Linked DNA regions of Homo sapiens: region 1 is linked to region 2. The links are chromatin loops, found by intact Hi-C in ENCODE. Cell type or tissue: CD4-positive, alpha-beta T cell. All regions are shown on one strand. Links, peaks and the distances in the headings refer to the core of each region. The heading gives the core; the rest is flanking DNA. Region 1 overlaps NRF1 (nuclear respiratory factor 1). Region 2 has its middle 28 kb from the start of NRF1.

Region 1 (15,923 bases), core at 3,066-11,065, 52 kb before region 2:
ACTTTGGGAGGCTGAGGCGGGCATATAACTTGAGGTCAGGAGTTCAAGACCAGCCTGGCCAACTGGGTGAAACCCTGTCTCTACTAAAAAAAAATACAAAAAATTAGCTGGGCATGGTGGCGAGTGCCTGTAATCCCAGCTACTAGGGAGGCTGAGGCAGGAGAATTGCTGGAACCTGGGAGGCGGAGGTTGCAGTGAGCCGAGGTTGTGCCACTGCACTCCAGCCTAGGCAACAGAATGAGGCTCTGTCTCAAAAAATAAAATAAGCTAGGCTGGGTGCGGTGGCTCACACCTGTAATCTCAGCACTTTGGGAGGCTGAGGCGGGTGGATCACAAGGTCAGGAGATCGAGACCATCCTGGCTAACATGGTGAAACTCCATCTCTACTAAAAATACAAAAAATTAGCTGGGCGTGGTGGCACGCACCTGTAGTCCCAACTACTCGGGAGGCTGAGGCAGTAGAATCGCTTGAACCCGGGATGTGGAAGTTGCAGAGAGCCGAGATCACACCACTGCACTCCAGCCTGGGTGACAAAGCGAGATTCCATTTCAAAAAAATAAATAAATAAAAATAAAATAAGCTGAGTCTTTAAGCACATACCAAATTATTTCCTTAGCTTTTAAAAGACATAAACATTTTGAGTAATCGTACACTTATGATTCTGCATATGTTCACAGCAGGCAGAGAAAGCGAATGCAATAAAAACAGCAATCTAAATATAAAGGAAAGCACACAATACTTGGTGGTGAATGGAAGACAGAATAAAAATATTAACCTTTTATAACCTAGACAATATGCAAGTTGAGTACAGGTATCAGAAGGTAGAATATAAAAAGAGGGACGTGAAGGGGGTATTTACAATCCCATTTTCCAAAATGGCAAGTTAAGAGGCCCTACAGGAAGTTGATGGATCAAAAAATTAAAGTTTATCATTTAAAATTATAAAGATAATTAATAAATGACTTTCAAAGTAATATAAATATCAAATAATGACAGGGGTAAAAAAGTGAGTTAAATTCTCATTTTTCACATCAAAAACTTCACAGGTATCATCTAAAGTTGATAAATCAAGGAACAGAAGTCTAAACACATTATTAAGGCTTATGGAAGTAACCACAAGTGAAGCTAAAAACAGAAATAGTGAAAAAGTTTTTAAAGGCTGTCTCTGGATAGTAGGACTGGGATGGCAAGAAAAGGGAAGAGCCAGGAGGCTTATGGTTATTCATCATAAGGTCTCCACGGCTCTGTGATTTGTTAGGATGTACAAATAACACCCTGATGAAGACTGGCTGAAAAATCTGGAACTGTTTACTTTGGTTCCCAAAGATATAATCTTACCTTGATAACTGGTCAAATCCAACTGTCCACAGAGCATTCCTTTAACCAGAGGCAAACCTAAAATGCTTAAGACTTTGGAGACTAGTTTGATGTTCTCATTTTCCAAATTGTGACCAAGAAAGACCCAGTGAGTTACCCAAAGTCACATCTCTAATTGGTGGCAAATCCAAAACTTGAACCCCTATCTCCTGCTTCTCAATCAAGTGTTCCAGCTGCTCCATCAGAGTCCCACCCTTTGTACCCGAGCACAGTCTCCACTCATTATTTGCTTGGGCTCCTTAACTGCTAATGCAAGCTATTATGTATTAATAGCTTAATAATTAAGCTATTAATTAATTAATCTTCAAGCCAAAATTTGGGTTTTACTGGGGGTACGGTAAATTTGGGTTTTGTCTTTTAAGAGACAGGGTCTCACTCAATCACCTAGGCTGGAGTGCAGTGGTGCAATCATGGCTCACTGCAGCCTTGACCTCCTGGGACCCTCCTGCCTCAGCCTCCAGAGTAGCTGGGACTACAGACGGGAGCCACCACGCCCAGCTAATTAAAAAAATTTTTTTGTAGGGACCAGGTCTCACTATGTTGCCAGGCTGGTCTTAAACTCCTGGGCTCATGCGATCCTCCTACCTTGGCCTCCTAAAGTACTTGGATTACAGGCATGAACCACAGCACCCAGCCGTGAATTTGTATTATAAAACGGTATGTGTGTTGAATTGATTTTTCAAATTGTACCTGCAGCCACCCATCCTGGTCCCTCTAATACATCTCCTGCTCCCTCAACCCTCAACCCCACCATCACTGCCTTAGATAATATACAATAGCTACTTTGAGAGTTGATTCCCACAAACTGAGAGGTCTGACAGCATGATTCTCAGCCACAGGAATAAATGCAGTTTATAAAGTTGCCAAAGCAGTCTTGTGAAGCTACAGTATTCTGTGAGCGCCAGAGTGTTCAACTGACTTTATGTTCTTCTTCACCTATATTAAATTGTTTAGCTAACTATCCATTCCCATTTTCAGTAGATGGAAAGAGAAAAATATTACTTTTTTTAAAAAAGGGGGGGCGGAAGAGCGCAGTGGCTCACGCCTGTAATCCCAGCACTTTGGGAGGCTGAGGCAGGCGGATCACCTGAGGCCAGGAGTTCGAGACCAGCCTGGCCAGCATGGTGAAACCCTGTTTCTACTAAAGACACAAAAATTAGCTGGGTGTGGTGGCATGCACCTATAATCCCAGCTACTCGGGAGGCTGAGGCAGGAGAATGGCTTGAACCCAGGAGGTGGAGGTTGCAGTGAGCCCTGAGATCATGCCACTGCACTGCAGCCTGGGCGACAGAGCAAGACTCCATCTCGCAAAAAAAAAAAAAAAAGGGTTGTGGGGACAAGGGGCTGACTTTTTAAGGAAAATGGAGAGTTGGGCACACCATTTCTATGTTTGTATTAAACCAATTTATAAAAATTATTTTAAGTTGAATTTTAAAAGGTATGAAAATCTGTACAAATTATTATTTATATAAATTTAGGAACAAGGAAACAACAAAATGTAAAACTGGAACCACGCCAATTACTGGAAATCAAGTATATATGGAAGAGTCAAGATCAAATAACCAAAATCCCCATAAATTGTCAGGAGTTTGAGAGCAGCCTGGCCAAAATAGTGAAACCCCATCTCTACTAAAAACACAATAATTAGCCAGGCATGGTGGCGCACGCCTATAATCCCAGCTACTCGGGAGGCTGAGAAGGGAGGATCAGTAAAGCCATGGAGGTCGAGGCTGCAGTAAGCAGAGACTGTGTCACTGCACTGCAGCCTGGGGGACAGAGTGAGAACCTGTCCCAAAAAAAATTCCCATATTTACTTTGTGAGTTAATTCATTGAGATAAACTGTATCTTGAATTACTTAGAAAATTAAAGATGCCATATAATCAAAATTAGAGGCACAGTAGTAAGAAGGAAAAAAAATCAAATTAGAATCCTACACAAGGATGTTAAAGTAAAAAAGCATATTATATTTCAAGACTAAAGCAAAATTTAGAAAGTAATTGAACATAAAATTAAAATGCCTTTACCTAAAACTAGGCATAACATCTCCATTTTAGAATTTAAGTCTATAAAAGATATCACTAAACTCACAGAAGGAGGGGAGAAATGCTACCTAAGTTCCTAAAGAAATCAAAACTACCTAAATAACATTTACACTATATTTCCTGTTTAAAAAAACCAATCACCAAAATTTTTCCATGACTACTACCAATGTTGCCATTTACAAGAAGTATAGGCTAGAGAAGAGAATAATTATCCCATAAGAATAAAAAATATTTTTCTCAATACCACTTTCTCAGTGTAATCTTTGATAAAATTCTCAAAAACAGAAGGGGAAAAGAGGCCATCAAATGTAATTTACCATACCCACATTTATCAGCAGCTACTCGGTCCTGGCCACAATGGATGTCCTGCAGCTGGCTGTCAAACCACCAAAAGCTGCTCATCATCCACCTTCCTAGTCTCTTAGAACTAAGCTCACTTGGGTCAAAACAAGTCAACCGTCTTTCTCGCCAGCAGTAATATGCTGGAATAAAGTGTCAAGTATAATTCTGGCTGCCAAGATTTTGTTCTGAAGAACAGACTTGTAACTATGAAAGGGGACATTAAATTAGAGCTATTGTCTGAAAGAAAAGGGCAATCTGTATCTGTAGCTTGACTGGGATAACACAGGTCTTGATCTGTAGTCAAACCAGAGGAAAAGGAAGCAACCAGAAAAAAACACCACATATCACAACCCCCAAAAAGAGTGAACTATTGAAAAAAAAAAAACTGTGCCAGTAGCAATGTACAAAAAAAACTAGAGTCTACTTTAGAATAGACTCCATGTGCTGTGCAACAAGGAATATTAACTCTTGGTACAGAGAAATATCACAGAAGCCTTAAAGCAGAGGTGTCCAATCTTCTGGCTTCCCCAGGCCACGTTGGAAGAATTGTCTTGGGCCACACATAAAATACACTAACACTAACGATAGCTGATGAGCTTAGAAAAAAAAAAACAAAAAATAAAATCACAAAAAAATCTCATAATGTTTTAAGAAAGTTTATGAATTTGTGTTGGGCTACATTCAAAGGCATCCTGGGCCGCATGCAGCTTGTGGGCTGCGGGTTGGATAAGCTTGTCTTAAAGGATGAAATAGATTTATGTGTATTGACACACAAAAAAATCCATAAAATGATGGAAATTGAAAACAACAGGTTATAAAATCTGCTAGAATGAGTGTGGTCTCATTTTTTTAAGTGTAAATAAATATGGTTGTGGACAAACAAAATAATTTCAAAAGATATACTAAAACTATTAAGAATACTTTTTATCTATGCAAAATAGAATTATGGATTATAAAAACTTTATTTCTGCTTTATAGATTTATTTCTCCCTTCAAAATAATAAGACTGTGATTACTTTTATAACCATTGTTATGTCCAGGTTTGAGAAAGAAAAGACAAACAGCATAAGCTCTTCTTCTTTTTACCAAATGAAATACCAGAGGCCTCCAAACTCATGAAATCAGGGACACATACAGACTTTCCAAGCTGCCCAGTGTCCTCTGGGAGCCATTTTCTTCCTTGCTTTTTTGCAGGGGTTTCCAATGAATCTTCTTCTTCTTTTTTTTTTTTTTCAGCAGAGCCTTTTCTTTAAGCAGAATCCTGTACAGAACCTCAAAATGTAAGGTAACAGTGGAATTTCTTCTATTGAAGGGTATGGGAATGCAGAGAGTTAAAGCCATTCATCCTCCTCACCACTCAGAACTCCAGAGCACAAGTGGAAACATGGTGATTAATCCAAGTATTTCACTGTACAGTTGGGAAACTGAGGACCAAGGATTACTCTCCTGTTAAGCCCTGTCTTATTGACTGGTCTGTGGGTCATTTTACTTACTAGGCATTATAGACACAGTAACTGGGGCCTGCAAGCTTTTCAAATACATACTGAAAGTTTAAGAGAAACTGAAAACACACAAATTGGCTCCAATAACTGTCAAAAAGACAAAGAAACATAATGGTTCTTGAAGTTCAATATGATTCAAGCACTCCAAACACCCTGGCAGCTTTGCAAATGAATACGTTTTTCTATTGTCTAAGGTTTATGTTTAGCCATACGTATCTATCGAAGCAACACAAACTAGAATCAGCTATTGAGAAAAGACAAGTGGAAGAAAAGCAGCAGCAGAGGGATAGTTTTCGAAACTGAAAAGAGACAGAAAAGATACATTGATCAAATTCCCCAAACACCCCAATGGCTTAGTGAGCATAATCTAACAAGATAAATGTTCACAGGCATAAACATATCATTCTAAACTTTGTTCTAAAAAAACCCATTGAAAAGCCAGGTGCAGTGGCTGACGCCTGTAATCCCAGCACTTTGGGAGGCCAAGGTAGGCAGATCACCTGAGGTCAGCAGTTTGAGGTCAGGAGTTTGAGACCAGCCTGGCCAACATGGTGAGACCCCATCTCTACTAAAAATACAAAAATTAGTCGGGTGTGGGGCACACACCTGTAATCCCAGCTATTTGAGAGGCTGAGACACAAGAATCGCTTGAACCCAGGAGATGGAGGTTGCAGTGAGCCGAGATCACACCACTGTACTCCAGCCTGGGCAACACAGTGAGACTCTGTTTTGAAAAAAAAGGAAAAAAACCCACAATCCATTGAACAAAAACAGGATGATGGAGACTTGTGTCATCATCACAGAGAAAGTAAAAAGATTCAGAAACACTGGCTCACAGTAAATTTAGTCTGGAAAAAAAAGTATCACATGACAAGCAACATATGCACAATGTGAACAAAGACCACTCCTGTACTTAGCCCTGGGCACTCCACTTTTAAAGATACGAGAAAAAGCCCGTTACATTTCACTGGGACTATGAAAATGCTTAATTAATGAATAGTTAGAAAAATAAGAGGTGTTTAAATCTAAAGAAGGACTTTAGGAATCTCTCTCATAAAATATTAAAAGACCATTATGAGGAAGAGGAATTAGATTAAGTCTGTGACCCTAATAAAAAAAAAAGGTAGGAAATTATGGCAAAATTCTGGTCAACAGATCATTTTTCTAACGGGGTGTATAGACAGAGTGGCTGGAAGCAGTGAGTTCTCCCATCACTAGATGTCCTCTTGCAAAACCTAGACAACCACTTGGGGGCACTGGAGACGTGGGCCTTGCATGCATCCTGACTTAAACGAGCAGGCAGAAAGAAAGGTAACAAAAAAAGATTCCACCCCAGGAGAGTCTGAACCCTGCGGTCCAAAAGTGTTTATTAGGAAGACTGTCTTAGGTCATTTGGATACATACCCCAGATAAGATTGGATACAGTCCTTGCCCTTCTCCTGGGAGAACAGAATCTATTGATATTCTGCTGCAGCTGGGGGTATGTACAAATGCACATACAAACAGAATTATACAAACAGTATGAAGCTAGCCTTAAGCAAAGGCTCGGTCCTCTTTAAAGAACTGTAACACTCCCAAAGGTGGTGTGCTTAAAAAACAAACAAACAAACAAAAACTGTAACAGTAGAAGCTGAAAAGCTCTCCCAGAGAAAGGTAGGAAAAAAACCAAAACTCTTCTGCTATCATAGTCTTAAAACATTTTATACAGTTGCCCTATAATTAACAAATTACAAAGGAAAGCAAGTTTTATTAACGTATTGTTTCCCTTTTCCCATCTCTGAAGATTATATTCTATATAGTCAAATTAATGCTCCAACAATACCTTACTTAATGCTACAATCTCAACCATCCCCAACCGCCTAGAGACCCTGAGAAAGGACTTGGACTTGTTTTATTTTGCCTTTTAAATTTATACACTATTCCAACAAATGCAGTCCTCTGATTTCTGAGGACAAAGCAGAACTGGTAAAGCAAGATAAAGAGAGTAAAAACACATGGAAAAGGAAAAAAATAGATAAAGAAAAGAGAAAGCAAACAAGAACAAGCGAAGTACAACCAGCTGGTATTATTTATGTAGGGACAACCAGCCCCACAGACCTCAATTACTTGTAATCCTATCACAGGGCAAGCAGTCCATCAATATACCTGAGTAAGGTGTTTTTGAAAAACACACGAGCAACCTGAAAATATATACATCAGCCACTTTGGAAGCCTGTTTGGCAATTTCTTACAAAACTAAACATAGTCTTACCATAGGATCCAACAACTGCACTCCTTGGTATTTACTCAAATATGCTGAAACTTATGTCCACACAAAAACCAGCACACAAATAAATATTCACAGCAGTTTTATTCACAATTGCTAAAACTTGAACACAACCAAGATGTTACTCAGTATGTGAATGATAAACAACTTGTGGTACATCCATACAGTGAAATATTATTCAGCATTAAAAAGAAATGAGTTATCAAGCCATGAAAAGTTATCAAGCCATTAAATACATATTGCTTAGTGACAGAAGCCAATCTGAAAAGGCTACATTTGTATGATTCCAACCATAGGACATTTTTGGAAAAGGCAAAACTATGGAGACAGTAAAAAAAAATAGTTGTCAGGGGTTAGAGAAAGGAGGGAAGACAGGAGCACCAGGAGACTTCTGGATTAGTGAAACCATTCTGAATGATTATATATTTGTCAAAATCCACAGACTGCACAAACACACAGAATGAACTTGAATGTAAACTATGGACTTCTGTTAATATTGGTTCATCAACTGTAACAAATCTACCACACAACAGCAAGATATTAATAAAGGAAATGGGTAGGAGAGAATATGGTAACTCTCCATACTCTCCACTCAATTTTTCTGTAAAGCTAAAACTGCTCTAAAAAATAAAGTGTGTGTGTGTGTGTGTGTGTGTATATATATATATATATATCTTTTTTTTTTTTTAAATACAGATGTAAAAAAACAATATTCCCTTAAAAAATCACGGTCAAAGTGGGGTACAGGGATTTTCAGGCATGGTCAGGAGCTCCACCAATCTAAATCACCACAGCCTGCCGTTATATAATGCTGAATACTTTCACAGATTTATAGTTTATATATTATAAATTTGTTACACATATAGTTTATATATATTTATTCTTAAAGTACAGTTTTATATATATATACACATACACACACACACACATCACTTATAGTTAATAAGTATGGTTATCTAGTGCTGAATACATCTGAACATAAAGGGTGAGCAGTGGTGGGAAAAGACTGAGAAGTCAGGAGGGTTGGTCAGCTGCATCCACTGAAGATTCCATGTTGCTGGTGGAAGTCTCCCCCTCCTGCCACTGGTGAGAAAAATGGCTCAGACTGTTGCTTCTTCACTTTAAAAAGTTTGGTGGAGCTCTTGTTTGCCAACAGTAGCCTATGGTGGCACTTGTCTTAAATTGTGTATCATGCTTTTCCTGCTCCCTCCCTGCAGTGGCATAGCATGTTAATAAAGATCTAACTAAAAAGTGCACAAGGGTTCAAAGGCACCTAGAACAAAAGAAGTCACAACACAGTTCAGTAATCAGTGCTTTCCACAGTGACATCAAGTTGCCAAGAAAAGATAAAATTATAAGCACACCACAGTATTCTGGCTTAATGAGCACAGAAATACTTGTAGGCTTTTTATTTTCCTTTTTCCCATAAAAAATGGTTAAAACCAAAACAGTATTTAACGTTTAAAAAGATAAGCATCACCTATCTGGAAAATTTGTTTACTAGAAAAATCTCATATAAATTTAAAAGCATGTTCAGTAATACAGCCTCTTTCCAGATGCCACTTCTATGGTGTTTGCATATTAAGAAATAGACTATCAATATCTGGTATAGGTAGTAAATTTACCAAGTATGTCTGATATATAATGCTCATTCATTTTCTTTCCCCCTTTTCAACTAAGAATCAATTAAAATGGGATTACAGGCTTTATGTAGCTGTTTTGCAATTTTATGTAATCCTTAAAACTGGGTCCCTTTTATATTAAAGGGTACCAAAAAATACATACATAAGTGGGAAGACAAGAAGCAAAGGAAAAAACCAAAATATTGACTGTAGTATCTCTGGATAGCTGGGCTACAAATTTTTATCATCTTCATACTTCCCTTTATTTTTAAAATTCCCTACAAAAAACATGTATTACTTTCACACTCCATTATATCAAATATCTACAGCATTTAAAGTGAGTAAACTATAACTACATGTACCAATAAAGTTTAACCTCTTATACAAAGCTTAAAAACATATAAAACAATATTACACTTTTTAGTTTTCCCTGCAATCCAAACATTGTTTTTTTTTTCAGTGGATACATATATATATACAGAAAAAGTTTGTAAAAATGCAGGGAGAGAATAAATATCAAATTGAGAATAATGGTCACAGCTGGGAAGGGAGAGGACTAGGATGGGGAAGGGGTGCCCAATAAGCTTCAACAATAACTGTGATTTTTATTACTTTAGGTAGTAGGTATATGGAATTTATTATATTGTTCTATATCCTTTTTTATGCCTAAAGTATTTCAAAAATTGTTTAAAGTGGCAACTACTGTAGTCATACTAAAAACAGTAGGACTTAACCCTAATCTCTTCAAACTACTTAAATGGGGTTATAGTACTGAGTAAATCAGAGATAAATGTATCTATTATAATAAGAAAATTCTTTTAAGAGACAGGGTCTCCCTTTGTCATCCAGGCTGGAGTGCAGTGGCATGATCACACCTCACTGTAGCCTCAAACTCCTAGGCTCAAGCAATCCTTCAGCCTCAACCTCCCAAGCAGCTGGGACTACGTGCACATTACCCACGCTCAGCTAATTTTTAAAATTTTTTTAGAGATGCAGTCTTATTATGTTGCCCAGTCTGGTCTCGAACTACTGGCCTCAAGCAGTCCTCCTGACTTAGCCTCCCAAGTAGCTGGGATTACAGACACAAGCCACTAAGCCTGGCATATAATGAGAAAATTTTTTGAGAAATTTAAAGCAGTTCTGAAGGTCAGCAGTCATGCATATTTATAAGCAAACAGCAATCTGAAATCCGTGTTCCAAAAAATACCTGTAGCAAACATTCCAATCTATGCCTTACACAAAGAACACAAATTTAAATCTGTCCAGTAAACTTAAATATATACATTATTTTGAATATGCCTTTTTTTACACACTTATAACTCTAAAAGAAGATTTTTTACTTTGGTCAGTTTTAAACAGTCTTTTAAGAATGTCATAAAAATAGAATTAATTTCTGACTGGTATTTCCCAGGTTGGTGATTTCAAATCAGATGGTTTCAGTTTATCATCTTATAATATGCTATGATAAAACCAGGCTGAGGAAGTCCAAGGAAACACTGAATAGGCTTCTCCCTGAAAATCAAGTTCCTGGCCAGCCTCCATGGCTCACACCTATAATCCCAACACTTTAGGAGGCCAAGGTGGGAGAACTGATTGAGCTAGGAATTTAAGACCAGCCTGGGCAATATAGCGAGACCTCGTTTCTAGAAAAAATTTAAAACCAGCCTTGGCAACATAGGGAGACCCCATCTCTACAAAAAAATTAAAAAGAAGGAAGGCATGGTGGCGCACGCTTGTGATCCCAGCTATTCAGGAGGCTCAGGTGGAAGGACTGCTTGAGTCAGGGAGATCAAGGCTACAGTGAGCAGTGATCACATCAGGGTAACAAATCAAGACCCTGTCTCAAAAAAAAAAAAAAATTAAATCAAATTCCTTAGAAAGATTCAGAAATATTCAAGGATGTTAAGATGTCCCTGGGTCTCTTGCTATAGTCTCGCTCAACTCTATGAAAAGTAAGTAAGCAAACTGATATAAGAAAGCTCATGAAAATGTCCCACATAAAGGCAGAAACTTTGGCTCAAGTATTTTAAGTATCAACTTCAAAGTTATAATATTTTCATAATATAAAAAATTTTGCTCAAAACAACATATGAGTGTTTCATTTACTGGTCCTCAGCATTTGATACTGATTTAAAATCAATTTAGGACAAAAAGGAGGTCAAACTTCGAAATGCCTACAAAATAATTTTTTTAGGTTAACATAAAACTGGTTTAAATATTCCAGGTATTTGAACTGATCAATCTTTTTATTAATCTACTTTCTTTAAAAGAATAAATAAAAATACTCTTTCAAAGCAATGCCCTCACCCAATTTTACACTTTAACTTCTGTGAGGACAAAATAATCTGACAATTTACCCAGTGTAGTCAGACTCTTTCTTATTCAGGAAACTGCCTCTTCCAATCCAAAGAATATCAGGATTTATAGAAAACAAAGGTTTCCTCGGACTATGCCTCACAACGACAAAACAAGAAAGAAGCCCAACATATTACTTAGAAAGCAGAAGAGGAACAACAAAATGTATTTCTTAACTCACTATGGAAAATCAAAATGATTTGTTTTAACATTCACCTTCTATAATCCCTTTTGAAAAGACATTACTAGATCAAGCACAAGCAGAGAACTATTGAAATTTAAATTGAATGTTTGCTTTTCAGATCAGATCCATCCTAGTTGAGGACCCTCTCTCTAAGAGACCATTACAAATTTAAAGACACAGAAAGTAGAAGACTCATTAATAGGACCCAGGCAAGGCTCAGACTGTTAGCTCTGTAAGTACTATCACCTTATATTTTGTTCTTTTATTTCATCATTTGCATTTACCAAGTGTATATCATCCACATTCCATTTGTTCACTCTATTCTCACAAACGTCTATGGAAAAGCTGCCTGAATGGATGGGAGACTGCCTACATTAATTTTACTCACCAAGTTTTGTCCTGTTTAAATGTCAGCATACCACATTCATTAAACAAATATCCTTTGAGCACCTTTTCTGTGTAAAGTTCTGGACCAGGAACTGAAAGGGGATATTAGGATGATTAGTTCGACCCTCAAATAGCTTAACAGCAGTTCTCAAAGTAAACCATGGGACCCTGGGGGTCCTTGAGATTCTTCAAGTCATCAATGAGGTCAAAATTATTTTCATAATAAATAAGATGCTATTTGCCTTTTCTCAATGCATTTATATTTACACTTATGATGCAAAAGCAATGGTGGGGTAAAACTACTGACACTTAGCACAATTTAAGGTAACAGCACAAAACTATACTAGTAGCCATTATATCTTTCACCTTCATGTGCTCACGATAAAAAGGAGAAAAAAGTCCATTTTATTTAAGAATGTGCTTGATGAGAGTAAATATTATTAATTTTATTAACTCTTCTCCCCAGAGTTATGTCTTTCTACTATTCTGCGTAACAAATGGAAAGTATGCATAAAGCGCTTCTGTTGCATTCAGAAGTGTTGCATTCAGCTTTCTGCTGCATTCAGAAATGGCTGTCTCAAAAAGCGTGTGTGCGGGCCGGGTGCAGTGGCTCACACCTGTAATCCCAGCACTTTGGGAGGCTGAGGCTGACAGATCACCTGAGGTCAGGAGTTTGAGAACAGCCTGGCCAACATGGCAAAACCCCGTCTCACTAAAAGTACAAAATTCAGCCAGGCGTGTGGTGGCAGCTGTAACCCCAGCTACTCAGGAGGCTGAGGCAGAGAATCGCTTGAACCCGGGAGGCGGAGGTTGCAGTGAGCTGAGACTGCGCCACTGTACTCCAGCCTGGGTGACAAGAGCAAGACTCCATCTCAGGAAAAAAAAAAAAAAAGCGTGTGTGCTATGTTTTATGTTGTAAGCTGAATTAGCTGCTTTTTTTCACAAGGAATACAATTTTTACTCCAAAGAGTGGCTGACAGACAAACTATATTGTTCTTCAGACCTCGGTATTTGACAGACATTTTCTCAAAAATTAAAAGTGGGTCTGTCACTTCAAGGAAAACAACTGACAATATTTTTTGCCAATGATGGAAATTTGATATTTGAAGTGATAATTAGAATTTCGGAAAACTTGTATCTGCTACAGTGAGTCTAATAGTTTTCCATTACTTAAAAGCCTTTTCTGATGAGACTGGTGGTGATGTTAAAGAATGTGATTTTTGTGTCAATATTTGAAAGATCTCCATAAACTTGATGAATTAATATTTTCCAAATTACCAATAGATGATGTTACAAAATCATGCATCAGTTAAAATATCCATTCATAGAGCATGATAAACCAATAGGTTTTAATGTAAGAGTAGTTACCATTTCAGATTTCACATTGCAACTCATCTTTAAGAAACTACCACTGCTGAGTTTTAATATATCAAAGAATATCCACAATTATCTGAAAAGGCTCTTAAAATACTCTTCCAACCACATATTTGGTATGAGACCAGATCTTCTTTTTATACTTTAACCAAAGCAACATACTACAGCAGACTGAGTGCAAAAGCAGATGAGACTTCAGCTGTCTTCTCTTAAGCCAGACATTAAAGAGATTTGCAAAAACTGTAAAATATAATGTTTCTCACTAAAGTGTTCTGTTTTGAAAAAGTTGTTTTTCATAAAATAGTAACATAATTAAAATATTAACTTTTTAACATGTACAGGGTTATTTTTTAAATTAAGCACTTTTAAATTTTCTCAGTTTTAATTTCTAATATAGTATCAAAAGTTATAACATACATAAATAAAAGCTATTATATTTGGAGTCCTCAATAATTTTTATGAGAGTAAAAGGGTCAGGAGAGCAAAGATTAAGAACCACCGAGACGGGCAGATCACGAGGTCAGGAGATTGAGACCATCCTGGCTAACACGGTGAAACCCCATCTCTACTAAAAAAACAAAAAAATTAGCCGGGCGTGGTGGCGGGCACCTGTAGTCCCAGCTACTTGGGAGGCTGAGGTAGGAGAATGGAGTGAACCCAGGAGGCAGAGCTTGCAGTGAGCCAAGATCATGCCACTGCACTCCTGCCTGGGCGACAGAGCAAGACTCCGTCTCAAAAAAAAAAAAAAAAAAAAAAAAAAAGAACCATTGGCTTATAGTACAGTAAGAGAGAAAAAAACACAAATAATAATCCAAGGTAGAATGTGATGATTGCCAGAGTCCTTCTATTCCTGGGCATTCCTGCTCTTCCTAAACTAGACCTATGCTACTTACCAGGCTCTTGAAATAATTTATTTAGCTCTGCTGTCAATATAATCAAAATGAGTCATTCATTTAGCAACCATGAAAAGGGTACAAGCAATACCAAGATAATGTGTTAAATCAATTTCAATTGATGGGTTTTTCTTTACTTGCTTTCTAAATAAGTGACCTGAATTAAAATTAGTTTTATTTCCCTGGTAGAAACTGAGTCAGCCTATAAGGACAATTCTTTCACAAAAGACTATATATAATAGTCAATTCTCTTGGAAATGCACCCCACACAATCAAATTGTAATGGAAAGCTATGGAATTTGGTGCCCTATCAACAACAGGACAAAAAACTTGGAGTCCTACAAAGGTCTTGAGGATCAGGATACAAAATGTTACTCTTTTTTAAAAAAGCACTTTTGCTGGGCAAGGTGGTTCATGCCTGTAATCCCAACACTTTGGAGGATTGCTTGAGCCCAGGAGTTTGAGACCAGCCTGGGCAAGATGGTGAGACCTTGTATCTACGAAAAAAATAAAAAGAAAAAAAAATGGCCAAGCATGATGACAGGCACCTGTAGTCCCAGCTACTGGGGAAACTAAGGTGGGAGGACTGCTTGAGCAGGGGAGACTGAGGCTGCAGTGAGCCGAGACTGTGCTAACTACACTCCAGCCTGAGCAACAGAGGGAGATCCTGTCTCAAAAAATTAATTAATTAACAAAAGCACTTTCTGGAGAACCATATGCATATATGCTATCATTTGTGTTTTAAAAAGGGAAGGACACAAACACACAATTTCTGCTTAGCCTACGTGGAAGAATACGCAAGAAACTGCTAGCAGTGGTGGTTTCCAGAAAGGGAAACTGGGAAACCCACTTTTTACTGTATTCCTTTTAACCATGTGCATGTAATACTTATTAGAAACCACACTAACCTAGTTAGTTTGAATATTTTAAAAATACCACTTCACCTATGTCTCTAGTCTTTTATATCAAATGCAAATTCCAAAACTACTAGTAGATATGAAAATCATTAGATGTACATTTGTTACTTTAGCAATGGATACACATCTCACACTTGACAGAAGCATCAAAAGCAAGCTGTCCATCAACCTGAAGGTGATCAGCCATTGATTACCTGAAGGAGTACCTGATTTCCTGATCACAGAAGGAGAATAAAGATGCATCCATCTGCCCAACATAATTGGTGTAGTTGCTACTTCTTCCCCTTTTTGTATTCATCACAGCATTTAAGAAATCTGATAGCACCAAAGTAGGTAAGTTTAAATGCTCCTTTAAGTCACCCAGTAACATTAAATTCAGCATTCATTCAGCTCCTACTATGCACTACGCAGTATGACTTAATGTAACACTTGTAACACACAATGTAATATGTTAGAGGGTGCCCTTGCATCCAAATACTTTATCCAATATAAGTTCAATCACCAATGACAAAGATTTGGAGGTTTTAACCAATTCTAAGTTTAATGAGCCAATCTTATGATGTGGCTACAGATAAACCTAATTCAAACTTAGACTGCCTCACAGTTGGCTAAATGATGTCCAGAACGCAAAAAAAATCGGAGCCACTGCAGCCTGTACTT
Region 2 (15,923 bases), core at 4,011-12,010:
GTCTCAGCTACTTGGGCGGGTGAGATGGAAGGATGGCTTGAGCTTGGGAGGCAGAGGTTGCAGTGAGCTGAGATCGCACCATTGCACTCCACTGCACTCCAGCCTGGGTAACGGAGCCAGACCTTGTCTCAAAAAAAAAAAAAGAAAAAAAGAAAAAGAGACTGAAAAGAATAACAGAATATCCAAGAACTTAGGGACAATTACACAAGGTATAAATACACATAATGGGAATACCAGAAAAAGAAGAAAGGAACAGAAGAAATATTTGAAGCAATAATGACTGAGAATTTCCCAAGATAAATGTATCAACAGTACCTTTCTTTTGGCTCTTCTCCAGCTAAAGATAGGCCAGAAGTGCTGGGGAGTTACACCTCCAGAAATAGTCCTCAGTCAACTGTCAGATGGGCGTTGAAGGATAACGACCCCAGCTTCTTTCCTCCGTAGTTGGGACGATGTGAAGTGAGTTCTCCACTGTCTCCCCAAGTTCTTCAGCAGGATCCAGCCTCGACACCCACAACAGAACCTTGCCCTATTGCACACCCTCTGTTGGCTTAACTTCCCTTCCCCGTCTCGCTTTCCTATTCCCAACAGAGGTTCCCAAGATCACTTCCCAAATAAAATATTGCATGAAAATTATTGCCCACAGGATTGCTTCTGGGGGAATCCAACCCAGTCTAACAAGATATGTTCATTAAGATTTATTACCTTTATAATAGAGAAAGATAGATAGGGAAAAAATAATCACATCTATAAGGTGTTTTCAAGCATGAACCTAAAAATAAGATTTTAGCCAGACTCTAGTGTATTCATATTATCTGAGTAACCAGGCATTGATGAATTTGGACAGCAGGGAATGGAAAGGATTTCTTAGCTAAATGAGTTAGAGTACTTTAAGTTGCATATTTGATATTTTGGTACCAGGCCCGCTGTAATGCAAAAGTTGGATAGGAAAACTTGCATTCTGGGTATAGTCTCATTATCAACCATGTGCCATGTTTTTCTTACCTAAAGAGTAGAGAAAATAAAAGTGTCCCCTTTATGTAAATAAGACTATCAAGAGTGTAAACTGCTTCAAGGTGCTTGGAATTTAATCTATATTATTATGCTATTTTTTGAACAGCTAAGTGAAATTTACTTTGTATTTTTATCTGACATATATTCACAGTGCTAAGTATTTTAGAGATGACCATAAATGCTGGGTAAATAATAAACTATTTTCAAATTATAGAGAAAGTGACTAAAACTCTGAATGAGAAAAATAATGTATTTTACTTTAAAATACATTAATGTGGAGGAAGAAAGATTAGAAGGAAATGTATCAAAATTATAAAGCAATTTATGTTTAAATGGATGGGAGAGGTTAGGGGTTTTATTTGTTTCTAGTTTCCGAAATTTTGTTTGTATGATTATATTATTTTCATAAGGAATACAGTATTTTAGAAGAATGATTTGTAGAAACAAATGATAGCAGATTTCATCAAAGGAAAGTTACTCTAGGCCAGGCACAGTGGCTCGCACCTGTAATCCCAGCACTTTGGGAGGCCGAAGCGGGCGGATCACTTGAGGACAGTAAAGACCAGCCTGGCCAATACAGCAAAACCCGTCTCTACTAAAACATACAAACATTTAGCTGGACATGGTGGTGCATGCCCATAATCCCAGCTACTTGGGAGGCTGAAGCATGAGAATCTCTTGAACGCAGGAGGTGAAGGTTGCAGTGAGCTGAGATGGCGTCACTGCACTCCAGCCTGGATGACAAAGCAAGACCCTCTCTACAAGGAAAAAAAAAAAAAAAAGGAAAGCTACTCTAATATTCTGCTGTCCTCTTGTTTACATTTGACATTTTCACAATAAGAAAAGACTGGCCGGGCGCGGTGACTCATGCCTGTAATCCCAGCACTTTGGGAGGCCAAGGCGGGTGGATCATGAGGTCAGGAGTTCAAGAACAGCCTGGCCAGAATGGTGAAACCCTGTCTCTACTAAAAACACAAAGATTAGCCCGGCGTGGTGGCGGGTGCCTGTAATCCCAGTTACTCAGGAGCCTCAGGCAGAGAAATGCTTGAACCTGGGAGGCGCAGCTTGCAGTGAGCCGAGATGGCGCCACTGCACTCCAGCCTGGGCGACAGAGCGAGACTCCATCTCAAAAAATATGTATAAAAATAAATTAAAAGAAGATTCAGAAAACCACTGTGCATAATTTTGGCAGCCACTGGATTATTAAATAGGGTCTCCTCATTGATTTTTAAGTATGTATTTCTAATAAATTTTTTTTTTTTTTTTTTTGAGACGGGGTCTCACACTGTCGCCCAGGCTGGAATGCAGTGATGCGATCTCGGCTCACTGCAAGCTCCGCCTCCTGGGTTCACGCCATTCTCCTGCCTCAGCCTCCCAAGTAGCTGGGACTACAGGCGCCTGCCAGCATGCCTGGCTAATTTTTTTGTATTTTTAGTAGAGACGGGGTTTGACCATGTTAGCCAGGATGGTCTTGATCTCCTGACCTCATGATCCGCCCGCCTCGGCCTCCGAAAGTGCTGGGATTACAGGCGTGAGCCACTGCTCCCCGCCTCTAATAAATTTCTTAAATGACATTTAACATCCGCCTTAAATTTCTTAAATGACATCCGCCTCCCGGGTTCAAGTACACAAATGAGAAGTGTAGATGTCAATGAAGTTTCAGTTAACTCACCTGTGTAAACTTCCACCCAGGAGAACTATTAGTAGTATGTCACCAGCACCCCAGATTCCCCCCTCAACACCTGACTTCTAACACCATATATTAGTTTTGCTTGCTTTTGAAGCTTATATAAACAGAAATTTACGGTATGAATTATTTTGTACCCTGCTCCTTTTGTTTAACATAGTTTGTGAGAGTAACCATATCCTATGTAGCTGTTAGTCATTTGTACAATATACCATAATTTATCTAGTCTATGATTCTGGACATTGAAGGTGTTTCTGGTTTGGTATTATTCATGAAGAATGCCTGTATATTCTTGTGTATGTCTCTGGATGCACATAAATGTGCAGTTCTGTTGGGTGAATACCCAGCAGTGGAAGTGCTTGATTATCAGCTATGTGTATGTTCAGTTTAGTAAATATTTCCAGTTTTCTAAGGAGTTTGCACCAGTTTCCACTCCCATGAGCAGTGTGTGAAAGTTGTCATTGGTCCACATTTTTTTGCCAACACTTGACATTGTCAGTCTTTCTAAATATAGCCATGCTGGTAGGTGGGTGTGGTATCTCATGGTAGTTTCAATGTGCATTTCCTTGTTAACTAAAGAGGTTAAACACCTTTCACATCCTTACTATTTGTATAATTTCTCTTTTTTGGGGGGGGTGGGGATGGAGTCTTGCTCTGTCACCTAGGTTGGAGTGCGGTGGTGTGATCTCAGCTCGCTGCAATCTCCACCTCCTGGGTTCAAGGATTCTCCTGCCTCAGCCCCTGCAAGTAGCTGAGGCTACAGGCACTCTCCACCACACCTGGCTAATTTTTGTATTTTTAGTAGCGATGGGGCTTCACCATGTTCGTTGGCCAGGCTGGTCTTGAACTCCTGACCTCAGGTGATCTGCCCGCCTAGGCCTCCCTCCCAAAGTGCTGGGATTACAGGCGAGAGCCACCATGCCCAGCCTCCTTTAAGGGACTTCTAGCCTGGGAAGGGAGCCAGACATTTACACAGGGAAAGGTGATCAGCAGCACTGACTGGCAGGAACTCTTAATGCCAAATGTAGTAAACACGAGGCCAGAGGCAAGAAGGCTTCATTCTTCCCTGGAGTAGTCAGAAGGATTCACAGAGAAAAGGGGACTGGGGGTGTGTGTGGGGGGTTTTTTTTTTTTTTTTTTTTTTTTGTTTGTTTGTTTGAGACTGAGTCTCATTCTGTCACCAGGCTGGGAGTGCAGTGGCACTATCTCGGCTCACTGCAACTTCCACCTCCCAGGTTCCAGCAATTCTCTGTCTCAGCCTCCTGAGTAGCTGGGATTACAGGCTCCTGCCACCACACCCGGCTAATTTTTGTATTTTTAATAGAGACGGGGTTTCACCATCTTGGCAAGGCTGGTCTTGAACTCCTGACCTCATGATCCACCCCCTCGGCCTCCCTAGGGGCTGGGATTACAGGCATGAGCCACCGTGCCCAGCCCTGTTTTTGTGTTTTTTGTCTTATTTTAGTAGATAGTACATTGACACATTGACATGGTCCAACATTCAAAAGGTACAAAAGGGCATACTGTGAAAAGCCTTCCTTCCAACCTAGTCCCCTGAGCCTCTCAGTTCAAGACTGAAGTTTGATGGATCTATAGGATTTGCACCATAAACTGGGCTCAGTGCCCTGCTCCTATAATCCTAGCTACCCAGGAGGCTGAGGTGGCAGGATCACTTGAGCCCAGGAGTTAGAATCTAGCCTGGGCAACACAGCAAGACCCTGTCTCTAAAGACAAAAACAAACGAACATAAAAAGACACCTGAGGCTAGAGTCTTGGGGTAGGGAGTAAGGCACTGGTGGTGAATGTCATTTAAGTCAACGTTATGAGTGAGAATTTGGAGGACCAGGCTCAGGTCCTGCTGCCAATGGCCCAAGCCATGGAGGATTTCTGGTGAAACTGAGGGAACTGTTAGTTTCAAATAGCCCCAGTCTGGGTGAGCACAGGGTCAGTGAACACACAGAGAGGCCATCCTGTGCTGTGCCATAGACTCCAGGGGAACAGCACTCTCTGATCCAGTAAGAGTAGTATCATTTTACTGAAAGCTTTGTTTTTAAAATTTACTTATTTATGGATTTATTTACTTTTTAAAATACATATTTTATTTTACTTTATTTCTAAAAATAAATATCCATAAATTTTTTTTTTGTAAATTTTAGAGTTATAGAAAAGTTATAAAGATAGTACAGAGTTCCCAGATCCACAGCCAGCTTCCCGTTATTAGCGCATTTTGCGTAAATCTTAACCAGTACATATTAACATCATATGGGAGCAGTAAGAGCCGTGGACAAAACCCCTCATACATGCGGTTAAAGAAGGAAGTGGCTTTATTTGGCCGGGAGTGTTGGCAGACTTGTGTCTTAAGAACTGAGCTCCCTGAAGAAAGAGTTCCTGGCCCTTTTAAGGGCTCATAATTCTAAGGGGTCCACGTGACAGTGTCGTGATAGACTGAGCAAGCATGGGGTATGTGACTAAGTTGGGGTAAGCAAGGCAAGTATTTCTCTATTCCATTGTCTGTGATCTATAGATAGCACAAGCGATTAGGATGGGGGTTAATCTTTAACCTACAGGCCTGCCTAGTGGCACCGATCAGTCTGTTATTTTTCAGTTTTTACTTCCTCCTTTTCTTTGGAGACAGGAGGCAGTAAGAGAAATGGCCTCTCTCCTCATTCCCCCCTTTGAGAACCTCACTCACTAGTGGGAGTTCTCACTCTCATCCTCACTATCCAGGTCTTCCTGCGAGACAGATCAATAGTGATTCATGTAATACATTTGTGCTGAAGTTTTCTGATGAACCAAGGTGGCAACAAAACTTCTTAGTAGTTGGGGAACTATGGGTGGCAAACAAGGGAGCACTAGGCAGGTTCCTAACACTACTACTATACCTATTGTAAGAGTTTTAAATCCTCCTAGAGCTGGAAACCACTTTCCAAATAGGGATCCAGGATCAAACCCATGCCAAACCTGCATGGGCACATGTGCCCACTTTGCTATGTCTCTAACTATATTTTCGACTACTTGTCCTTAATCGTCTATTTGCAGACAGCAATTGGTCAAGTTGAATTTTCCACAGACTTCTCCCTCAGCTGCCAGCAAATAGTCTAAGGCTAATCTATTCTGATAGATCGCATTTCTCGTTTGGGTTTCCTGCCGGGCTAAAATAGTCAAAGCTCTGCCAGTTTCGTTAGTGATTATTTCTAAAATAGCCTGTAACCATATGATCCAGTTAAGCATGTAGTTGGGGGTTCGGTATCCCCACGAGCTGTCTTGTGCCCATGTGGCAGACCCATAGTACTGTATGATTCTTTCAGGGGGACACTCATCATCTTTCCAATTACCTATGGCTATGCTTCTTTTTTCTCGGGAGGTATAGGAAGGGAAACCTAGAAGCTCACCTGTCTTTCCAGGTAACAGGAAAAAGGATGGCTTAATGGTACCAATGACACAACTACCTGACCAATGGACAGGGTAGGCTCTGTGCCCACATATCCAATACAGTCCAGTGGGAGCCATCCACTCCCGATGAAATTCTGAATGGGCCTAAAAAGTTTGCAACTTAGGAAACTTACTGAATGGGTTCTTTTCAGTATGGGTTTAAGCCCCACCAGATGATTGTCTTTGCTGTGCTGTTATACAGCTTTTGTCCTAGGCAACTGAGCTTTCCTACAGGGACAGTGAAGTTTTTCCTCCTCTAGCTATGCAATATTGTCCAATAATGGAAGTTTTTAAGACCCAGAAGTTGCTAGTTTGGGCCTTCTGGACTGGAATTGTGTCAGGAACTGGATCAGGAGGCACCAACTCTCAGGCTTCCCAAGGCCATCCGTATCCTATAGTGGTCCCCCCACATACATAACAGGAAGTAACATTGAGGGAATGAGCTATATTTTCTGCCAACAGGAGAAACAAGTTCTTCATCTTTTTTGGAAGCTCGGGTGCTGGCAGATTCAGCTCATCATAAAAGGTCTGAAACACTGGTTTGGGAGAGCGCCTGTGGACCTCCCCTTGGACTGAAATATTTACTCGGGAATCCAGTCCACTTCCATCAATTCCTAGAGTTACATACTCTCCTGTTTTCCAACAGGGATCAAGGGGATTGGTAATTAGCAATTCTAATGGGTTACAGTGACCACTAGTGCAGGAAGAGTTACTCCTTCCTTTTTGAAGGCAGACAGGGTCCTTCCCTTCTCATCTTTTTTTCCAGGTGGCCTAAATGACACAGGATCAGTAACTACATTCATCACTACATTCAGTCCCAATTCATGACAAACATACTTATTTTCTGCTATATAGCCCCTTTCCCAATCTAGAGAGCCACATCTTATTCTATTTCCACACAAGTCACTGTTGATTGCCACACAGGGTCAAATTTTAAGATAATTTGTTTGGGAACTCCTTTCTCTTCTGTTCTAGTTATTATTTTGCTCATATCAGCTTTTTCCCGGCTGCCAGTCCTCAATCTTATTTCAAAAACGGTAGTCATAGGGGGCTCAGATGGGTTATAGGACACATCAGGCTGGTCACTTACTGGGCTACATACCTTGTATAGAGTAGCATTATACAAACAAGTTCCTTTTAGAGTCCCAGTACACTCATAATAACTATAAAATAATAGGACTGCAGCAACCTTTTGTCCTACCTAAGTGACTTAATGTATACACTGGGAACAGTCCTCAGTCTGAGGAAGGTCAGTTGAAGTCCTTACTGTACAAGTCCAAAATTTAAGGAAAATGAGTCCTGCAGTGAGTTTCCTCATGCTTCGGCCATGAGTGGACCAGTCGGCTTCCGGGTGTGACTGGAGCAGGGCTTGTCGACTTCTTCAGAGTCACTTTGCAGGGGTTGTCTAGGCTTGGTCTCACCTACCAGGTCTCCGGTGCTGCAGGTTTTACGCAGCTGTGGTGGACCCAGGCTGGGATTCCCTCTACCTTCACAGCTGTGGGAGTGGTCAAGATGACAGTCTGGGGTCCTTTCCACCGTGGCTGCAAGGGGGCTACGTTCCAGTCTTTGATCCACACTCATCACCTTTGCTGTCTTCTGTACCAAGTCAGCCACAAACGCCGGCCCATTTTCTGAGCCGATCCATAAGGGCAGTCCAAACCTAGCGATGAGATCTCGGAGAAGAACACGAGCTTTCTTGGTTCGTGTTGGATAGGCCTCCACCCACCCAGAGTATGTACACACTGGAACTAGCAAATACTTGTTACTGCCACATTTGGGCATCTTGGTGAAGTCTATATTGAGATCTTCAAAGGGGGCTTCTCCATAAGCTTGTATGCCAGACAGGACGGTTGGACCTTGCCTAGCATTGTGCTGTCAGCAGGTGACACACTGCTACGCCACCGTTTTGGCAAGGGCTGACAGATGTGAGACATAGAAGTACTGGCCTAACAAATTTTCAAGTGACTCTTGGCCTAGGTGGGTGGTCTCATGCACAGCCAGTACAACTGCGGCTCCTAGCAGCAGTGGCATGGCTATTCTTCCGTCTGATAACCGGATCCAGCCCTCTTCTATCACCTGCCCTCCTTCTGTCTGGAGAAAGTCCTTCTCTTCTTTAGAATAAGTAGGTACAGCCAGGTGCGGTGGCTCACACCTGTAATCCCAGCACTTTGGGAGGCCGAGGCAGGTGAATCACAAGGGCAGGAGATCGAGACCATCCAGTGACACCCCGTCTCTACTAAAAATACAAAAAATTAGCCAGGTGTGGTGGCAGGCACCTGTAGTCCCACCTACTTGGGAGGCTGAGGCAGTAGAATGGCGTGAACCTGAGAGGCGGAACTTGCAGTGAGTTGAGATCATGCCACTGCACTCCAGCCTGGGCGACAGAGCGAGACTCTGTCTCAAAAAAAAAAAAAAAAGAAGAAGTAGGTACAAGGTCAGGTGCTTGAGGGAGCAGGGGGGCTGTGACTGATGCCCGGCAGGGGGTGGATATTGCTTTTCGAGCTTCTAAGTCTCCTCTGTAGTTCCCTAAGGCAATCGAGGTGGAAGCTCGCTGGTGTCCTCTGCAGTGCATGACTGCCACCTTTTGGGGCTTCCACAGTGCCTCTAATAATTGCAGGATCTCTTGTTGATACTTTATGTCTTTTCCCCCAGAGTTCAACAGGCCTTTTTCCTTGAATAATGCACCATGTACTTAGAGGGTTAAGAAGGCATACCGAGAGTCAGTGTAAATGTTTACAGTCTTACCTTCACTCAGCTCTAAGGCCCAAATTAAAGCAATGAGTTCGGCCTTCTGGGCTGAAGTGCCCTGGGGCAATGATTTGGCTTCAATGACAGCATCCAGGATTACCACCGCATATCCCGCACACCTCTCTCCTTGTGGGTTGATGAAGCTGCTCCCGTCCACGTACAGCTCCCAGTCTACTGATGTCCAAAGATGGTCTCGGAGGTCGGGCCTGCTAGAATAAACTGAGTCCAACACCTCTACACAGTTATGTTCAACTGGGCTCTCTGATACCAGGAGCAAAGTGGTGGGGTTTGGGGTGTTGCAAACTTCAATGGTTATGTGGAGATTCTCACAGAGCAAGCTTTGGTACCTAGTTAGTCTAGCATTTGTTAGCCAATGATGTCCTTAGACGTTCATTAGTGGTACCACAGCATGGGGGGCCTTTATGTTTAGGTTTTGCCCAAGAGTTAGCTTATCTGCTTCTTGTGCTAGCAGGGCTGTTTCTGCTAAGGCCCTCAAACATGGGGGCCAACCCTTAGAAATCCCATCTAGTTGTTTAGAGAGGTAGGCCACTGGCCTCAGCCAGGGCCCCACAGTCTGGGTCAAAACTCCAACCGCTATTTTTTCTCTCTCTGACACATATAGTGTAAAAGGTTTTGTCAGGTCAGGTAGCCCCAGGGCTGGAGCCGACATGAGTTTTTTTTTTTTTTTTTTTAAACTCATGAAAAATTCGTTGCTGTTGGTTGTAATAGATGTAGTTTATCCAATCTACATTTTTATTAACTGTCACCCACCAAAATATTGACTCAAATCCTGCAACTATTTGATTTCAGGCTTTAAACTTATCTGATATTCCCCATGGGACTCCAATTGCATCTAAATAGATGTGAGAGTCAAAAGACCTATAAGGGGCTTCTCTCGCTCTACGATGTCTTATTTTTCCTCCCTCTGTTTGATGAAATGCCAGGGTGAAAGGGATAGCCAATTGGACTAAAGCACAAGTGCCACTCCAGTTACTCGGCAGAGTGTCCAATAAAGGTCCACTACGATACCACCGCATATCCGCTTGGGGACGAACAAGGGCTGACTGACTGATAAGCTTTTGAAAATTCTTAAGCTCACTGCATCCCTTCAGGTCTCCAAGGAATGCTAAGTTTCCTCCCTGTCATGAGAGACATGAAGTGAACTTAGTGTTGGGAGACAGAAGCTGGGTGGCCCTCAGGGGCTGACCCACAGGGTGCTGAACTTCAGGACATAGCAGAGAGAGAGCTTGGCACGACTTATTACTCCAGGCTGTAGAATCCTGGAAAAGAGATACCATGCAGTCCACGCCTGGTCGACTGGAGGACCACTTTAGTGGAAAGGGGACAATCTGGGTCTCTGGTCTGCCATGTGCACAAGCATAACAATTGCTTTTGTTTAACATGCAGATGGAATATTTGATCTATTCCAACCAAGCATTTGCATCTTGTTATCCTGTCTTAATTGCTAAAGTTTGTTTTGTCTTTAACTTCTATGATCCTCTAGTAAAATGAATGTATGGTTTTAGGAAATTACAAAAACCGGTTGGGGCAGTCCATCCTTGCTCTTTAGTGGCCCACAGAATGTTGGACCAACTATGGCATAAAAACTCTACATCAGGGGACAAGACTCCTGGTTGACTCTGGGGTCTTTATCAAAATCTCCCCAGATTAAATGGTCCCAATTTACTAATGCCCAGTCTGAGGAGAGTCAGGAGGGGCAGAGTTACTTTTCTGAAGTAGAGAGCTGTCTTTGATTTGGCAAGTCCCCACAGGGTATAACAAGGCAAGCATTAAATGTAATAGTTTGAGGTGAAATTGATTTAGTTTTGTTAATAACTAGATGGTCAGCAACAGAGCAAGGACAGAAGTAATAGAATAGATGAAAGAGTTAAATTTCTCTTAGCTTCAGTTTGGTAGGATTTTCCCTTGGGACTATGGCCCACAACTCTGGAGGGGGTGGTACTTTCTTGACTTGGTTGTGATGAGTCTATCCATTTTTGGCTGTACGAACAGCAATCTCAGTGGTTAGCAGCACAAGGTAGGGTCCTTCCCAGGCTGGCTCGAGTTTTCCTTCTTTCCACCCTTTGATGAGAACGTGATCTTCAGGCTGGTGCTGGTTTACTGGAAATTCTAGGGGTGGTACGTGTGCTGAAAGACTTTTAGTTTTGAAGGAAAGTAAAGTGGAAGATAAACCAAGTATATAATTTCGAAGAAATTGACCTTTTGTTGTAAATGTGGGGACATCAGCAGTGGACTTTATAGTCCTTGGTGCCTTCTTACTGAGAAATTTCCTTTAACACCTATTTTTATTAGTTTTTAGACCAAAGAAAGACAAACACCATTTTTTATTTGACAATGCTTCCTGTATGATTTTTATACCAGATAAGCTAAATTTCACCTTTATATTAGTGTGTTATTAATGTTAAACTTAGTTTCAATAAAACTTTGTAGATATATTTATTCAATTTTTAATGTCTGACCATAAGGTAAGATTTTTATAGACTCTTTTTAACCTTTTATAATTTTTGTTAAAGAGCAGGTTAATGCTTCAAGAAAAACCCATTGTGTTTTTATTTTAATGTCCAGTCACAGAAAAACTGGATGATACCCCTTTAACTTCAGCCAATATGTTTACACACAGAATTTCCTTTACAATTAACGTTTCAAAACTTGCTTAAACCTTCAAAACAAAATTTTTTTAACCTTTTAATGTAGGTAAAAATCCACATTCTTATGCCTCCTTATAATCCTTTTATTAAAAGTATATTTTACTTTCCTTATACACCTTGCATATAAACTGTTTCTTCAATAGTTTTACATTCAGGAGGCCTAATTACTTTGAAATTATACAGCATTTCTTGCATAAGTTGCTTTTTATAGCACATTTTTTTTCTTTCACGACTTTCACAGACAATTCTTCGACATGCCTCAACTTTCTGACTTATTGCAAACATCCCTTTCTTTAAACAAGAAGTTAATTTATTTCAGGACAAGAATTTACCATATAACATTCTTTTTACATAAATTCTCCCTCTCTTTGCCACTAGTACAACTGCCGCCTGTCCTCTTAACCACTGTGGGGGGTTTAAAACCAGCTGTAACCAAAGGTCTATGTACGGAAACTGGTCTGGGTATCCTGGCTTACCAGCTACCTTGTGCCATACCTTTGAAACAAGGGACCTATCTAGGCTTCCTTCTGATGGCCAACCCACTTCTAATGCTGGCCAATCTATCTCACACAAGGTCCTAAGTTTTCCTGGGGTCACAGTAACCCCATCATCTCCATTAAAACCTTTTTGGAAAATTTTTTTTAACATAGTCCCTAACGGGGTGGGCTTACTCTGTGTTTTACCCATTTTCCTCTCCGAGACAAAACAACACTCTTGCCACAAGAAGGGAAAGAAAAAGGGCAAAGAGTAAAAGGTAACTCACTCGTCAAGCAATTCACACCAAATCAGAATCAATACCAAAACCAAAGTGCCGATAAAGGCATGCTCATTCATCAAGCAATCAAACCAAGTCAAAATCAAAAGCAAAACCAAAGTGCCAATAAAGGCAGGCCACGCTTCCACTGAAATGCAGTGGGCAAGTTCCCAAGACCGGTCCTACCGTATTCCAGATGTCCAGACTCCAAGTGCCAATTCCTTCCTGGTGTTCAGCCACTGCATTGATCCTCCACGGGGGCCTGCCAGGCACCGCTCTGACTAGGCGTTCCACTGGGGCAAGTGTCTACCCAGGAGCGCTCTCAGGATCTGCTTCGCTCAAGCTGGCTGGATTCCCCCAACAGGGATGCTCCAACAGGGCAGGCCTAAGCCGCCTAGGGGCTGCCTCGGCCAACCTTCAACCACCTCGCTTCCCTGTCAGGGAACCAAGAAATGTAGCAGGACAAGCCGTGGACAAAACCCCTCAGACACTGGGTTAAAGAAGGAAGTGGGCCAGGCGCAGTGGCTCACGCCTGTAATCCCAGCACTTTGGGAGGCCAAGGCGGGTGGATCACGAGATCAGCAGATGGAGACCATCCTGGCTAACACGGTGAAACCCCCTCTCTACTAAAAAACAAAAAATTAGCTGGGTGTGGTGGCGGACGCCTGTAGTCACGCTACTCGGGAGGCTGAGGCAGGAGAATGGTGTGAACCCAGGAGGCGGAGCTTGCAGTGGGCCAAGATCGCGCCACTGCACTCCAGCCTGGGCGACAGAGCAAGACTCCATCTCAAAAAAAAAAAAAAAAAAAAAAAGAAGGAAGTGGCTTTATTTGGCCGGGAGCATCGGCAGACTTACGTCTCAAGAACCAAACTCCCTGAAGAAGAGTTCCTGGCCCTTTTAAGGGCTTACAACTCTAAGGGGTCCATGTGACAGGGTTGTGATAGATTGAGCAAGCGTGGGATACCTGACTAGGTGGGGGTAAGCAAGGCAAGCATTTCTCTGTACCATTGTCTGTGGTCTCATTGTCTGTGGTCTACAGATAGCACAAGCGATTAGGATGGGGGTTAATCTTTAACTTACAGGCCTGGCCAGTGGCGCCCAATCAGTCTGTTATTTTTCAGTTTCCTCCTTTTCTTTGGAGACAGGAGACAGTAAGAGAAATGGCCTCTCTCCTCAATATAATCTTTTGTGGTTGAGAAACACCCCTCTGTGTTACATGTACTGATCTGTGGTCATATGTACTGATCCCTAGATTTTTACCTTTTTAGCTTACATTTTCTCCTCCTGGCAAACACCTATGGTTGTTTTGTTACCAGCTCAAATGTCACCTCTGCAGTAAAAAGATTTTCCTGTCTTCTTTGGAAGCTAACTTTTACTGCTGCTGTGTTGCCATATTCACAGCCCCCTATCTATGACTGTGTCCTTGGAGGCCCTGGCAAACACCATGTCCTCTGTTCTCCCAGCATTCTCCCAGGGTTCTAGGTCCAATTCCAGTCAGGATTCAGCTGCAAGCCACAGAAGAATCCCAGCTTCAGTTTCCTTACTTGAGAGTTGAAGGGGTTGAGTCAGGACTGGGGGATCCCCATTTCTGATATCTTCTGCTTTTTAAAAATAGAATTATAAGGGCCGGGCACGGTGGCTCACGCCTGTAATCCCAGCACTTTGGGAGGCCGAGGTGGGTGGATCACGAGGTCAGGAGATCGAGACCATCTTGGCTAACACGGTGAAACCCCGTCTCTACTAAAAAATACAAAAAATTAGCCTGGTGTTGTGGCGGGCGCCTGTAATCCCAGCTACTCAGGAGGCTGAGGCAGGAGAATGGCGTGAACCCCGGAGGCGGAGCTTGCAGTGAGCCGAGAGAGCGCCACTGCAGTCCGGCCTGGGCGAAAGAGCGAGACTCCGTCTCAAAAAAAAAAAAAAAAAATAGAATTATAGGCCAGGCGTGCTGGCTCATGCCTGTAATCCCAGCACTTTGGGGGGCTGAGGCAGGTGGATCACCTGAGGTCAGGAGTTCAAGACCAGCCTGGGCAACATGGTGAAAACCCATCTCTACTAAAAATACAAAAATTAGTCAGGTGTGGTGGAGGGTACCTGTAGTCCCAGCTACTCAGAGGGCCTGAGGCAGGAGAATTGCTTGAACCTGGGAGGCGGACTTTGCAGTGAGCTGAGATTGTGCCACTGCACTCCAGCCTGGGTGGCAGAGCAAGACTCTGTCTCAAAAAAGAAAAAAAATAGAATTATAGAATTTTAGTATTGATAAGAGATTTCTTTTTTAAAAAATCCTATTATTATTATTATTATTATTTTGAGACAGAGTCTCTCTCTGTCACCCAGGCTGGAGTGCAGTGGCACGATCTCGGCTCACTGCAACCTCCACCTCCTGGGTTCAAGGGATTCTCCTGCCTCAGCCTCCCGAGTAGCTGGGACTACAGGCATGTGCCACCACGTCTGGCTAATTTTTTGTATTTATAGTAGAGATGGGGTTTCACCATGTTAGCCAGGATGGTCTCGATCTCCTGACCTCATGATCTGCCTGCCTCAGCCTCTCAAAGTGCTGGGATTACAGGCACAAGCCAAAATTTACCATCTTAACCATTTTGAAGTGTACAATTCAGTGGCAGCAAGTACATTCACACTGTTGTGCAACCATCACCATCATCCCTCACCAGAACTCTTTTTGTCTTGCAAAACGGAAACTCTGTACCCATTAAACACTAACTCTGCATTCTCTCCTTCCTCAAGCCCCTGGCAGTCACCATTCTACTTGCTGTTTCCATGAATTTGACTGCTCTAGGTACCCCATATAAGCGGTATCATACTGTATTTCTCCTTTTGCATTGGGCTTATTTCACTTAGCATCATGTCATCAAGTTTCATCCATGTTGTAGCATGCATCAGAATTTCCTTTCTTTTAAATTTTCCTTCCTTTTAGTGAATACTATTCAATTGTGTGTATATACCACATTTGTTTATCCATTCAGTGTTTTGAGAGTTCTTGCAGATCCTATTTCACTCCTTCATAATGTGCACTGTCAAGTACTTTCCTAGGAGGCCAAAGGCCTTATATGTTTCTTATTTATTGGGCAGAAGGACCAATTGGTGTGATTATCTTTTCTCAGGGACCACAAGCTGACCTCTGACACCTCCGGAGGCCAGAGGCCATGTCTTTGGTTGACTTGGTTTCTGGAAAGAAACACTTTCTTTCCAAGCCCTTTGGGATCTCAGCCCTGTTAGCTGGAAACATCCTTCTGGAGCTGGACTGGTCCATGGGGATCAGGAGCCTGCAGACATCTTGCTGGGCAGCTCCTGCCAAGGTGCTCGGGACGGTGTTTTTTCACATTCCCCACAAGGAGCTTCAGGTGTGCTGCCTTTTTTCACCCTGCCCTTCTTTTTGGGCTCCTGAGGCACAACCTTCTCTGTACCCACCCTCGGCTCCATCTTTTCAGATATTGCGTCACCCATGCACCTGGGGCCTTTGCTGAAGCTTTCACAGGGAAATCTGGGAACCTCAGCCTCGATTCTTCTACCTTCTTAAAAAAAACAAACGGCCAGGTGCGGTGGCTCATGCCTGTAATCTCAGCACTTTGGGAGGCTGAGGCAGATGGATCATCTGAAGTCA

The links. Hi-C counts contacts between places; a loop is a spot of excess contacts. Peaks named below come from ENCODE experiments on the same cell type or tissue, not always from the same donor. Only the 100,000 strongest peaks of a DNase experiment are listed, where the experiment ranks them.
Region 1: a loop joins it to region 2, with 5 times the contacts of the local background. A loop is called at or near these places in 12 of 110 quality-filtered maps.

What each region holds. Positions count from the first base shown.
Region 1 is chr7:129,626,326-129,642,248 of GRCh38, reverse strand. The region is part of intron 1 of NRF1 (nuclear respiratory factor 1); the gene reads right to left. Among named protein-coding and RNA genes, the nearest start is that of NRF1, 23 kb to the right of the region's middle. In CD4-positive, alpha-beta T cell, for the core only: CTCF peaks have their summits at 6,322 and 6,522 (motif pointing right); a DNase peak (open chromatin) is centred at 6,528.
Region 2 is chr7:129,575,721-129,591,643 of GRCh38, reverse strand. No RefSeq gene overlaps it. Among named protein-coding and RNA genes, the nearest start is that of NRF1, 28 kb to the left of the region's middle. In CD4-positive, alpha-beta T cell, for the core only: no CTCF peak of the experiment used is centred there; a DNase peak (open chromatin) is centred at 8,703; H3K27me3 peaks cover 333 bases.